2 separate regions of the Homo sapiens genome follow, and region 1 is linked to region 2. Evidence: chromatin loops called from intact Hi-C (ENCODE). Cell type or tissue: mammary epithelial cell. All regions are shown on one strand. Links, peaks and the distances in the headings refer to the core of each region. The heading gives the core; the rest is flanking DNA.

The links. Peaks named below come from ENCODE experiments on the same cell type or tissue, not always from the same donor. Only the 100,000 strongest peaks of a DNase experiment are listed, where the experiment ranks them.
Region 1: a loop joins it to region 2, with 6 times the contacts of the local background. A loop is called at or near these places in 2 of 110 quality-filtered maps.

What each region holds. Positions count from the first base shown.
Region 1 is chr22:37,961,949-37,967,317 of GRCh38, forward strand. It overlaps POLR2F (RNA polymerase II, I and III subunit F), which reads left to right. Exons shown (of 5, transcript NM_021974.5): 4 at 5,151-5,222. Among named protein-coding and RNA genes, the nearest start is that of MIR6820, 2.9 kb to the right of the region's middle. RefSeq lists an enhancer at 2,958-3,457. In mammary epithelial cell, for the core only: a CTCF peak has its summit at 3,420 (motif pointing left); a DNase peak (open chromatin) is centred at 3,393.
Region 2 is chr22:37,750,330-37,755,698 of GRCh38, forward strand. TRIOBP (TRIO and F-actin binding protein) reads left to right here. Exons shown (of 24, transcript NM_001039141.3): 12 at 1,443-1,499; 13 at 4,548-4,655; 14 at 4,772-4,861; 15 at 5,221-5,330. Among named protein-coding and RNA genes, the nearest start is that of H1-0, 52 kb to the right of the region's middle. RefSeq lists enhancers at 1,211-2,410, 2,225-2,845, 4,493-5,369. In mammary epithelial cell, for the core only: a CTCF peak has its summit at 2,337; a DNase peak (open chromatin) is centred at 2,452; H3K27ac peaks cover 1,773 bases.

The sequences.
Region 1 (5,369 bases), core at 359-5,358, 210 kb after region 2:
AGCTGGGTGCCGTGGCTCACAACTGTAATCCCAGCACTTTGGGAGGACGAGGCAGGTGGATTGCTTGAGCCCAGAAGTTCAAAATCAGCCTGGGCAACATGGTGAAACCCCATCTCTACAAAAAATACAAAAATTAGCTGAGTGTGGTGGCGTGCGCCTGTAGTCCCAGCTACTCGGGAGGCTGACGTGGGAGGATCACCTAAGGCCAGGAGGTTGAGGCTGCAGTGAACTGTGATCGCACTACTGCACACCAGCCTGAGTGACAGAGACTCCATCTCAAAACAAACAAACAAACAAACAAAAAAAAAACAAAGGAAAGCTGGGGCCAGATTTGTGGACTCTGTGTGCTTACAGGGGCAGCAAATGCTGTCTGTACATTCTCCTCCTTAGTGTTCAAGCAGCACTGGGCTGTTGCCTCCTCTAGTCCTGTAGGGGTAAAGATGACCATCATGTCTACTTCAATAAAGGGTTTTATGGGTGGACAACATTGTTCTCCCCCATTCCTCAGTAGCGGACCTCTTCTCAGCCTGGTTGCACTCCTTGCTCTTATGCATGGCATTAGAGCCACACCCAGTGTGACAGCCATACCCAATATGCCACCAACGTCAGGATCCTCTGGGCCTGCACCATCAACTATGGTAGCCATGAACTGTATGTGTCCATTTACATTAAGTACAATTAAATAAAATTAGAAATTCAGTTTCTTTCTCACTAGCCAGCCACACTTCTTTTTCTTTTATTTATTTATTTAATTTTTTTTGAGACGGAGTCTTGCTCTGTCACCCAGGCTGGAGTGCAGTGGCACAGTCTTGGCTCACTGCAAGCTCTGCCTCACGGGTTCACGCCATTCTCCTGCCTCAGCCTTCCCAGTAGCTGGGACCACAGGCACCTGCCACCACGCCCGGCTAATTTTTTGTAGTTTTAGTAGAGATGGTGTTTCACCGTGTTAGCGAGGATGGTCTCGATCTCCTGACCTTGTGATCTGCCTGCCTCGGCCTCCCAAAGTGCTGGGATTACAGGCGTGAGCCACTGCGCCCAGCCTATTTATTTTTTTTTGAGAAGGAGTCTCACTCTGTCACCCAGGCTGGAGTGCAGTGGTGTGATCTTGGCTCACTGCATCCTCCGCCTCCCGGGTTCAAGTGATTCTCCAACCTGAGCTTCCCGGGTAGCTGGGATTACAGGCACCCGCCACCACGCCTGGCTAATTTTTGTATTTTTAGTAGGGACGGGGTTTCACCATGTTCGTTGGCCAGGCTGGTCTTGAACTCCTGATCTCAGGTGATCCTCCTGCCTCAGACTCCCAAAGTACTGGGATTACAGGCATGAGCCACCACGCCCAGCCTTTTCTTTTATTTTTTTAGAGACAGTTTGGCTCTATCACCCGGGCTGGAGTGCAGTGGTGCTATCATAGCTCACTGCAGCCTCAAAACTTCTAGGCTTAAGTGATCTTCCCACTTCAGCCTCCCAGGTAGCTAGGACTACAGGCTAATGCCACCACACGTGGCTAATGTCTTAATTTTTTGTAGAGACAGGGTCTCACAAAAAGACTCCTGGCTTCCAGTGATCCCCCTGCTTCAGCCTCCAAAGTGCTGGGATTACAACTAGCCACATTTCAAGTGTGTTCAGTAGCCACATGTGGCTACTGGTTACCATAAAGGATAGCACAGGGGGATAGGACATTTCTGTCATTGCAGAGCATTCTATGGGGCACACTAATATAGGCTAAAAGTGGCCCAGTAGAAAGAAGAATTCATAAGTTATTTTTAAAACAAATAGACTGCTTATTTGCAAGTTAAACAGTCTTTCAGCACTGAAGAAAGATACTGCATTAGCACTTGATAGGATGCTGAGATGATTAAAGATGTAGTCCCAGCCGGGCGCGGTGGCTCACGCCTGGAATCCGAGCACTGTGGGAGGCCAAGGTGGGCGGATCACCTGAGGTCAGGAGTTCGAGAGCAGCCTGGCCAACATGGTGAAACCCCGTCTCTACTAAAAATACAAAAATTAGCCGGGTGTGGTGGCGCGCGCCTATAATCCCAGCTACTCGGGAGGCTGAGGCAAGAGAATCGCTTGAACCTGGGAGGCGGAGGTTGCACTGAGCCAAGATCGTGCCACTAATCCAGCCTGGGTGACAGAGTGAGACTCTGTTACCAAAAATAATTAAAAAAAAAAAAAAAGACATAATCCCCAGTCCTCCAGGTGTTTTCTGGTGGGGGAGATAGACCTGTGCACAGGTACCCACAACCCAAGGCAGATGCGAGTGGTGCTTTATGAAAGGTACAAAGAGAGTTATTGCAGAGGTGACTGGGAAAGCCTTGTGAAGGGATTAGAATTCTAGTGGGGACAGGTAAAGAGAGTTGGTTTTGTGGGTACTCCAGGTGCCAGAAACAGCCCAAGGAAAGGTCCAGGTGGAGGCAGGCAGTTGTGGATTTGTGATGAGGGATCATAAGCAGCTTGGGGCATAAGGCTGGAGAAGATGACACTGGTCCTGTGAGTGACAGGTTCAGAAGATTAGAGTTCATTTGGTGGGCAGTGTGCAGCACTTAAAGGTTTTGAGGCCAACATCCAGCATCCAGGCCACTCATAAATCCAAGTGTCCTGTTTTTCTTTTCTTTCTTTCTTTCTTTTTTTTTTTTTTTTGAGATGGAGTTTTGCTCTTGTTGCCCAGGCTGGAGTGCAATGGCATGATCTTGGCTGATTGCAACCTCTGCCTCCTGGGTTCAAGGAATTCTCCAGCCTCAGCCTCCTGAGTAGCTGGGATTACAGGCACACGCCACCATGCCTGGCTAATATTTTGTATTTTTAGTAGAGACGGTGTTTCACCATGTTGGTCGGGCTGGTCTTGAACTCGTGACCTCAGGTGATTCACCTGCCTTGGCCTCCCGAAGTGCTGGGATTACAGGCGTGAGCCACTGTGCCCAGCCAAGTGTCCTGTTTTTCTTGGGGAGCAAAGCTTGATCCAGCTCATTCCAGTCTTTAGTGCTCTTTCCACTTAAGGGCTATGACACCATCTGGTGGCTCCTTGCCTGCTGTAAGCTCTTGTACAGCCATAATGGGACTCTGCACTTGGTAGGTGCAGGTGGAGTCTCACTCTGTCACCTAGGCTGGAGTGCAGTGGTGCCATCTCGGCTCACTGCAACCTTCACCTCCTGGTTCAAGCGATTCTCATGCCTCAGCCTCTCGAGTATCTGGGACTACAGGCATGTGCCACCACGGCCGGCTAATTTTTTGTATTTTTAGTAGAGACGGGGTTTCACCATGTTGGCCAGGCTGGTCTCAAACTCCTGACCTCAGGTGATTCACCTGTCTCAGCCTCCCAAAGTGCTGTGATTAGAGGCGTGAGCCACTGCACCTGGCCAGAACAACTGTTTGTTGGGTAGGTTTTGGATGGGGTTTCAGTCTGGTTCATTAGCACCACCTGGTGGCTGATGATGTTTGTCACATCTACTTCTTAACTGGATGGTTGATGTGTTTCTCTGTAGAAGCCATGGTGCAAGAAAAATTAAATTACTTAAGGACACATTCTTGCACATTCCATGTGCATAATAGGTGCGGAATGAGTGAATGCCCTTGAATTATTTATATTTTGAAAGAAAGCAGGCACATGCAGATCAGGTATTTTGCCACATTCTTTAAAGCTTTATATTTTGGGAAAGTTTAAATACTTATTAAGAGAGGATATAGGGAAAGTTAAATACTTCATCTCTGCCCTTGGGAAATTTTCAGGCTTTTGGGAGTAATATAAATCGAAATATTTAGTAATAAAATTAGTAAGCTGGTAGCTCTCAGACTAGCTGATTATCAGAATCATCTGGGCAGTTTTGCAAATGCAGGCTCTCAGGCCGCTTCACTAGAGATTCTATTCCGGGGGTCTGGGGAAGGACCCAGGAACCTGTATTTTTTAGCATGCTCTCCTGTTAATTCTGGATTTGTTGGTGTGAACCTGAGCTGGAATCATCAGGGGTGGCTTCCTAGAGGAGATGGGCCTAGAATTGGCATCCCTTTGCTTGGTGGTAGAGTCCCCACTGTGGGCCAAGTGTTATGCTGGGGGCTGGGCCTCCGTGGTGAATCACATGTGGTTCTGGGCCACTAGGAGCTCATGGTCTAATGTGGAAAGTTTCCAAACAAGTAGTTACAGTTCAATGAGATTGGTGCCAAGAAAAGTATATGCAAAATGAGTCCAGGTACTGAAGAGTCAGCACACGATTTCCAGGGTGGAGACATCTGAACCTCTCGCAGGTTTTTAGGGAGAGGAAGAGCTTGTAAGAGCACACAAAAGGGAAACAACATGGCGCATCTAGGGAACCAGAAATAGTTTGGTATGGCTGGAATGTGGAGTAAATACAGGAAAGTAGCACGGGACTGTGCTAGGAAGGCAAACAGGGACCAGACTGCACTCTGGCCTGATAGCCAAGGGGAGTCATGACAGTGTTGTAAGCAGGTGAGCCCCCTGACTGCTGGCCTCAGGTGAAGGGTGGGGAGGGCTGGGCAGGAAGGGCAGGGCCTCTACTGAGGTGTTGTGTCTATAGAGAATGGAAATGATGCCGGGCATGGTGGCTCATGCCTTTCATCCCAGCAATCTGGAAGGCTGAGGCAGGCGGATTGCTTGAGCCCAGGAGTTCGAGACCAGCCTGGGCAACATGGCGAAATGTTAATTTCACCCATCTATACAAAAAATAAAAAAATTAGCATAGCTGGTGGTGTATGCCTGTAGTCCCAAGCAGGAGAATTGCTTGAGCCTGGGAGGTGGAGGTTGCAGTGAGCCACGATCTCCCCATTGCACTCCAGTCTGGGCAATGGGAGTGAAACCTTGTCTCCAAAAAGTAGAGAGAGAAAATAGAAATTGAAATGAGGTGCACTGGGCACTGAGGCAAGGCTCTGGGGTTGGAGCAGTTAGAATGGTGTGCCTTTGCACATGTCTCCCTTTCCACCAGGACATTCTGCTGTGGCCGCTGGACTCCGGAGTCTGTGATAGGCCTCTGCCAGGGAAGATCTCTGGCAGTGCCCCTACACACCACTCCCTACTGTGCCTGCCTACCTAGAAGATGACGTTTCTAGGTGGGGACCAGGATGCCGTTCCACCCTCACTGCCTGTTGGGCCCTTCTCCCTGGGTTTGTAGTCTCCCTAACACCTGTCCCTATCCCTACAGGATGTGTGCCCCTGTGATGGTGGAGCTGGAGGGGGAGACAGATCCTCTGCTCATTGCCATGAAGGAACTCAAGTAAGTCACTCAAATCATGGTTCACTTCTCCAAATCTCTGGGAGGCATCTGTTGGGCTCTCTGTTGCACCCTTTGCTCCCACTTGCCTGGCTGGAGAAGTTGATGCTTATTCCTACAGATCCTTAGGAACAGCTCACCAGGAAGTAG
Region 2 (5,369 bases), core at 133-5,132:
GCTAGGTGGGGGTAGGGGAGATGGCCCAAAAAGCACAGAAATTTAGACCAGGGGGTAGATATTTCCTCAGCAAGTTTTTCCTGAGCCTTGCTGTGGTCAAGCCCCCTGCAAGGCCCTGGGGCCACAGGAGGTCCCAGACTGAGGGGAAGTGGAGCCAGGTGTGGTCACCAATCTTCATTCTTAGCTTGGGATCGCCCTGGGCAGCCTCCGTCTCAGGTGGAAGACGGGGTGGGCAGAATACAGAGCAGCGGGACAAACGCAGCCCCAGGGGTTCTCGGCCGTGAGCAGAGCCTGTGTCTCTCCCTTAGACAGGTATACAGGGAGGGGCTGGGATGCCAACCTACTGGGTCCCCCGACTGTGGCTGTGGAAGGTTCTGGATCTTCAGCTGTCCCAAGCCCCGGTTGGTCCACTTCCTATACCTGAGAAGGGGCTCCGTGGGTGGAGAGTGGGTCGGGAGAGGTGGCCAGGCAGGGTGGCTGTGGTTTCCAGCTGCCACTGTCACCGCCCACTCCACTGAGCCATGCCACCCGTTCTCTGCAGGCAACCAGACACCTTGGCCTGGTGAGGCCTCGATGTAGGGGCTGATAGGTAGGCTCAGAGCCATGGCAACCGGTGGCCACCTCCTCCCTGCCGGCGCCAGGAGCGGAGACTGCAGAGGGACCGGGACTTAGATGAGAGAGGTCTCCCCAGCAGGAAGGGAGGGTCTGGTGGTTGGCACCCACTAGATGAGCATGGTCAGAAAAATATCAGGATGAGCAACTTCTTTATCTAGGCCTGGGTGGGGGTGCCTGGCACAGGTCTCCATGGGACATGCTGCAGCTGGTAGCCCCCAGACCCCGGGGCTGTGCCCCCCTGGGCGGCACCCAGAAGGTAGGGCTTGCCAGGACTGACCCTTCCCAAAGAGATCTAGGCGGGGACCAGAGGGTTTCTGACCCCAGCCTGTGACTGGCTCCACCTCCCATAGTCTCCTGGAGCCGAGGAAAGGACAGGACTGGCGGGCCCATGGGAGGGTCCGTGGGGCACTTGGTCCTCGTCAGAGGGAGGAACTGGACAGTTCGCGCAGTGCTGCTGGTCTGGACTGCCCTCTGAGCTCTCAGGGGGTCTCTATGCAGGCAGAGTCCTCCCAGCCCCTCTCTCCCATTCTTGGGCGAGGGGTCGGCTGGAGAGAGGCCCCTGGGACATCTGGGTGTGTGTGCCAGCCACCCAGCCCAACTTCTTGGCTCTCTGAGTGCCACTATCAGGAAAGGGGCCAGGGCTGCCTCAGTGGCTGGGAGGCCTGCTTGGACTTGGGGGTTACCTAGGGCCTTAGCCCTCTTGGCTGGCTTCCCAGGAGCTCGGTCCCACAGGACTTGGGGACAGGGTGGGTGCAGCACGCTCCCCTCACCAGCCCCCATTGGCTTCCTGCTGGACCCAACTCACCTCCCTCCTCATCTCCCCACAGCCCGATCTGCTCAACTTCAAGAAGGGATGGATGTCGATCTTGGACGAGCCTGGAGAGGTAAGAGGACTGAGGCCGGAGGGGAGGAAGCTGGCTTGTGCTGCTGCTGGGCCCCTGGGCAGCCCAGGAGTGGGGGTGGGGCTGGGGCTGGTGTGAGAACCCTGGGGGTGGGGCTGGGAGGGGTGGAGGCTGCCCATTAGGCTTCTGCCTCCTGGAGCAGTCTGCAGTGTGTAAAAGGGATCACAGCAAGGGGCCGTCTAGCCCCTCACACCCAGTGCCCCATCCCTTGATCTCATCAAGAGTCTCTTGGCCCTGCCACCTCAGTAGGAGCCTGGGTGGGAGTCAAGGGTCTTGGGTGGAAGGGCTCGTAGAAGCTGTCTGGCCCGAGACACAGATTCCTAAAGCCTGGTCTGAGGGGGGTGGGGCTCAGGGCGCAGGTGCTGGGGTTTCACCCACCTGGATCCCCACTGGTTGAGTCAAAGCCTCCTCTAGTCCTCAGTGGCCACGTCTGTGACATGGGCATAATGGATAATGGTGATTCTTTCTAGAGTGGATAACAAGGTCAGAGAGATCAAGCACGTACAGGTGCCACAAAGCTCCTGGCACTTACTGTGGGCTCAGCTAAAGACCCTTCCCTTCCTCTGGCATATGTGTCCTTGGAACCAGCAGGGACAGTGGCTGTTTCCTCAGCTCTGTTCTTTCGGCTGCCAGGCTGGCTCCCTGCCCACACTGCCTGGGCAGGAGCGTCTCCCCACCCCTGCCCTGCATGCGCCTGCTGCTCTGGTCTGCGTGCAGCCTGCATGCCGGAGAGGGCTTTGAGCCAGAGGGGATTTCATTGTGTTTCCGGCCCACATGTTTTATTCCCTCCAGCCCACAGCCTTCCCTACCCGCTGCCTGCCCGCTGTCCCTGGTGGCTGCTCTCTAGGCTCACACAAAGCCCGGCACCCCGCCAGTGACCCCTTCCTGGCCTCCCCACCCAGGGTCCCCGGAGGGCAGAGGGATTACAGGCCCCACCCAGAGCTGGCCATTAGTCATCCTCTATCACAGGGTTCTGGAATGTCCGAACTGGAAGGGCCCTGGGAATTCAGCCAGCCCAACCCCTTGGTGCACAGACAGGAGACGGGCCCATGAGGGTGTTGGTCTCTTCCAGGCCTAGGAGCACCTGGGGCAGACCCAGGCTCAGAACTCAGCGCACCTGAGGCCCATGGAGCTCCACCCAGCTTCCATCTCAGACAGTCATAGGCTAGGCCTGGAAGAGCTAAAGAAACCTCTTGGCATAGAACCCCTGTCCTACTTTACAGAGAGGCAATTGAGGTCTGCAGCAGCAACTCCGTTTACTTAGTGAGAGGAAAATGCTTCTAAGAGGCCTGGCCTCCCAGAACAAACCCAGCAACCTGGTTGGTGTCCATCCCTATGCCAAGGGCCATGACAGCCATCCACACAAGAGAGGATGGGCGCCGCTCGCCTCACCAGAAGGTCTAGGCACTTCTTTTTTTGTTTTTTATTTTTGTTTTTTTTTTTCTGAGGCAGAGTTTCACTCTTGTTGCCCAGGCTGGAGTGCAGTGGCGCAACCTCGGCTCACTGTGTCTTCCGCCTCCCGGGTTCAAGCGATTCTCCTGCCTCAGCCTCCCGAGTAGCCGGGATTACAGGCATGCGCCACCATGCCCATCTAATTTTTTTTTGTATTTTTAGTAGAGACAGGGTTTCTCCATGTTGGTCAGGCTGGTCTCGAACTCCTGACCTCAGATGATCCACCCTTCTCAGCCTCCCAAAGTGCTGGGATTATAGGCGCGAGCTACCGCGCCCAGCTATAGGGACTTCTTAGTAGCCCTACTTTATGGTTCAGAAGACTGAAGCTCAGAAAAGTGGAGACACTTGCCTAAAGGCACACAGAGAGAAAGGGAACTCTTGGATACAAAACTCCTTTTCTCAGGGAGGCAATGTGGAAAGAAGCAGAAGGTATCGTCGTTGCATGCCCCTTGAGAACTTACCATCTTCTTGAGGAGAGAAAACTAAGTACTTGAAACAACCAACAGCACAGACAGGGCTTGGTGATGTGAGGGAACCCTGGGAGGGCTGGGGACCGGGTGATATGCACTGACCCTGGCAGTGGGCGGGCCGCGACTGGCATTCCAGTGGAGTGACCAGAAGCCCAGAGGTGGGCTGGGCTTGGCATACTATCAGGCTGTTCTGGCGCCCCCACCCCTTTCCTACATGTCCTGCCAATCTAACCCCAGCTGGAGCAGAGACAGGCACTGCAGGAAGGCACCCAATCACAAATCCTAAACTTACAGCTTAGGGCGCTCTCACCTGCTGCGGATGTGGGTAGCCAGCCTACAGTTCAAGAAGCAGACCGTGCATCTGGGCGCGGTGGCTCACGCCTGTAATCCCAGCACTTTGGGAGGCCAAGGCAGGTGAATCACCTGAGGCCAGGAGTTTGAGACCAGCCTGGCTGACATGATGAAACCCTATCTCTACTAAAAATACAAGAAATTAGCTGAGCATGATGGCGGGCGCCTGTAATCCCAGCTACTCGGGAGGCTAAGACAGGAGAATCACTTGAACTCAGGAGGAGGGGGAGGTTGCAGTGAGTGGAGATTGCACCATTGCACTCCAGCCTGGGCAACAAGAGCAAAACTCCTCCATCTCAAAAAAAAAAAAAAAAAAAGGCAGCAGATTGTGGCTGGCACTCACTCCTACTCCAGGGCTCCATCCAGTCCTACTTCCCAGGGGACCATTGTCCCTGACCATGGTGATGATCTGGGGGAATATGGAAAAAGACGTAACGTCCTGGCCCCGCTGAGTCCCTGACTTGCTTACACAGGTCATCACCCCTCCCTGTCTGCACTGGGTCCGGGGTGCCTGAGGAGCCTTGGCAATCTTAAAAGGAGCTCCAAGAAGGAAAGGGAGGGTGTGGTTACGGAGGGGAAACCAATCCATTTCACAGATGCTACCCCTGAGGCTCAGAGAGGAAATGGAGGGGCCAGGTCTCAAATTGGCATTTTCCGCCTCCCCACCCCTCCTGTGTGCAGCATAGTGAGTTTGGCAGCCACACAGGACACCTGTACAATCACACACACTGGCTCTTTCATTCCATCCTCCTTGCAGCCTCCCTCCCCCTCGCTCACCACCACCTCTACTTCGCAGTGGAAGAAACATTGGTTTGTGCTGACAGATTCAAGTCTCAAATATTACAGAGACTCCACTGCTGAGGAGGTGAGGCCATGGGTGTACTGATGAACCCCCGGAAGGGCCTGGGGTGGCCTGGCTGGGTTCACTGGGGTGGGTCACACCAGGGCCCACACGGACCATAGTGGGCCCTCTTGCTCCAGGCAGATGAGCTGGATGGTGAGATCGACCTGCGTTCCTGCACGGATGTCACTGAGTACGCGGTGCAGCGCAACTATGGCTTCCAGATCCACGTGAGGCTGTGTGCAGCTTGGGGGCTGGTGGTGGGCAGCATGGCTGGAGGTCCCTGGGGGAGGTTTTGGTGTTGAACATGGCTCACCATGGAGACTGGATCCCTTCACTCATTTACCCAGAGGCCCTATCTTCAGAGCCAGAGCTGTGATGCCAACACTTAGCATATCTGGGGGAGACGCTGGAGCCAGCAGGGCTCTTCCCAGGCCAATGGAAGGGAGGTTTTGTACCCCCTGCCCACCCCAGACTCAAGACCTTAGATGCATCCTGGGAAGGAAGGGCCACCCTCCCTGGGGTCCATAGTGGGGAGGGAGTCATGCGGCTGGCCATGTGGCAACCTACCCATGCGGTGGCCTTGCAGACCAAGGATGCTGTCTATACCTTGTCGGCCATGACCTCAGGCATCCGGCGGAACTGGATCGAGGCTCTGAGAAAGACCGTACGTCCAACTTCAGCCCCAGATGTCACCAAGTACGTACTAAGCTGGACTGGGGCCTTGAGGGAGGCACT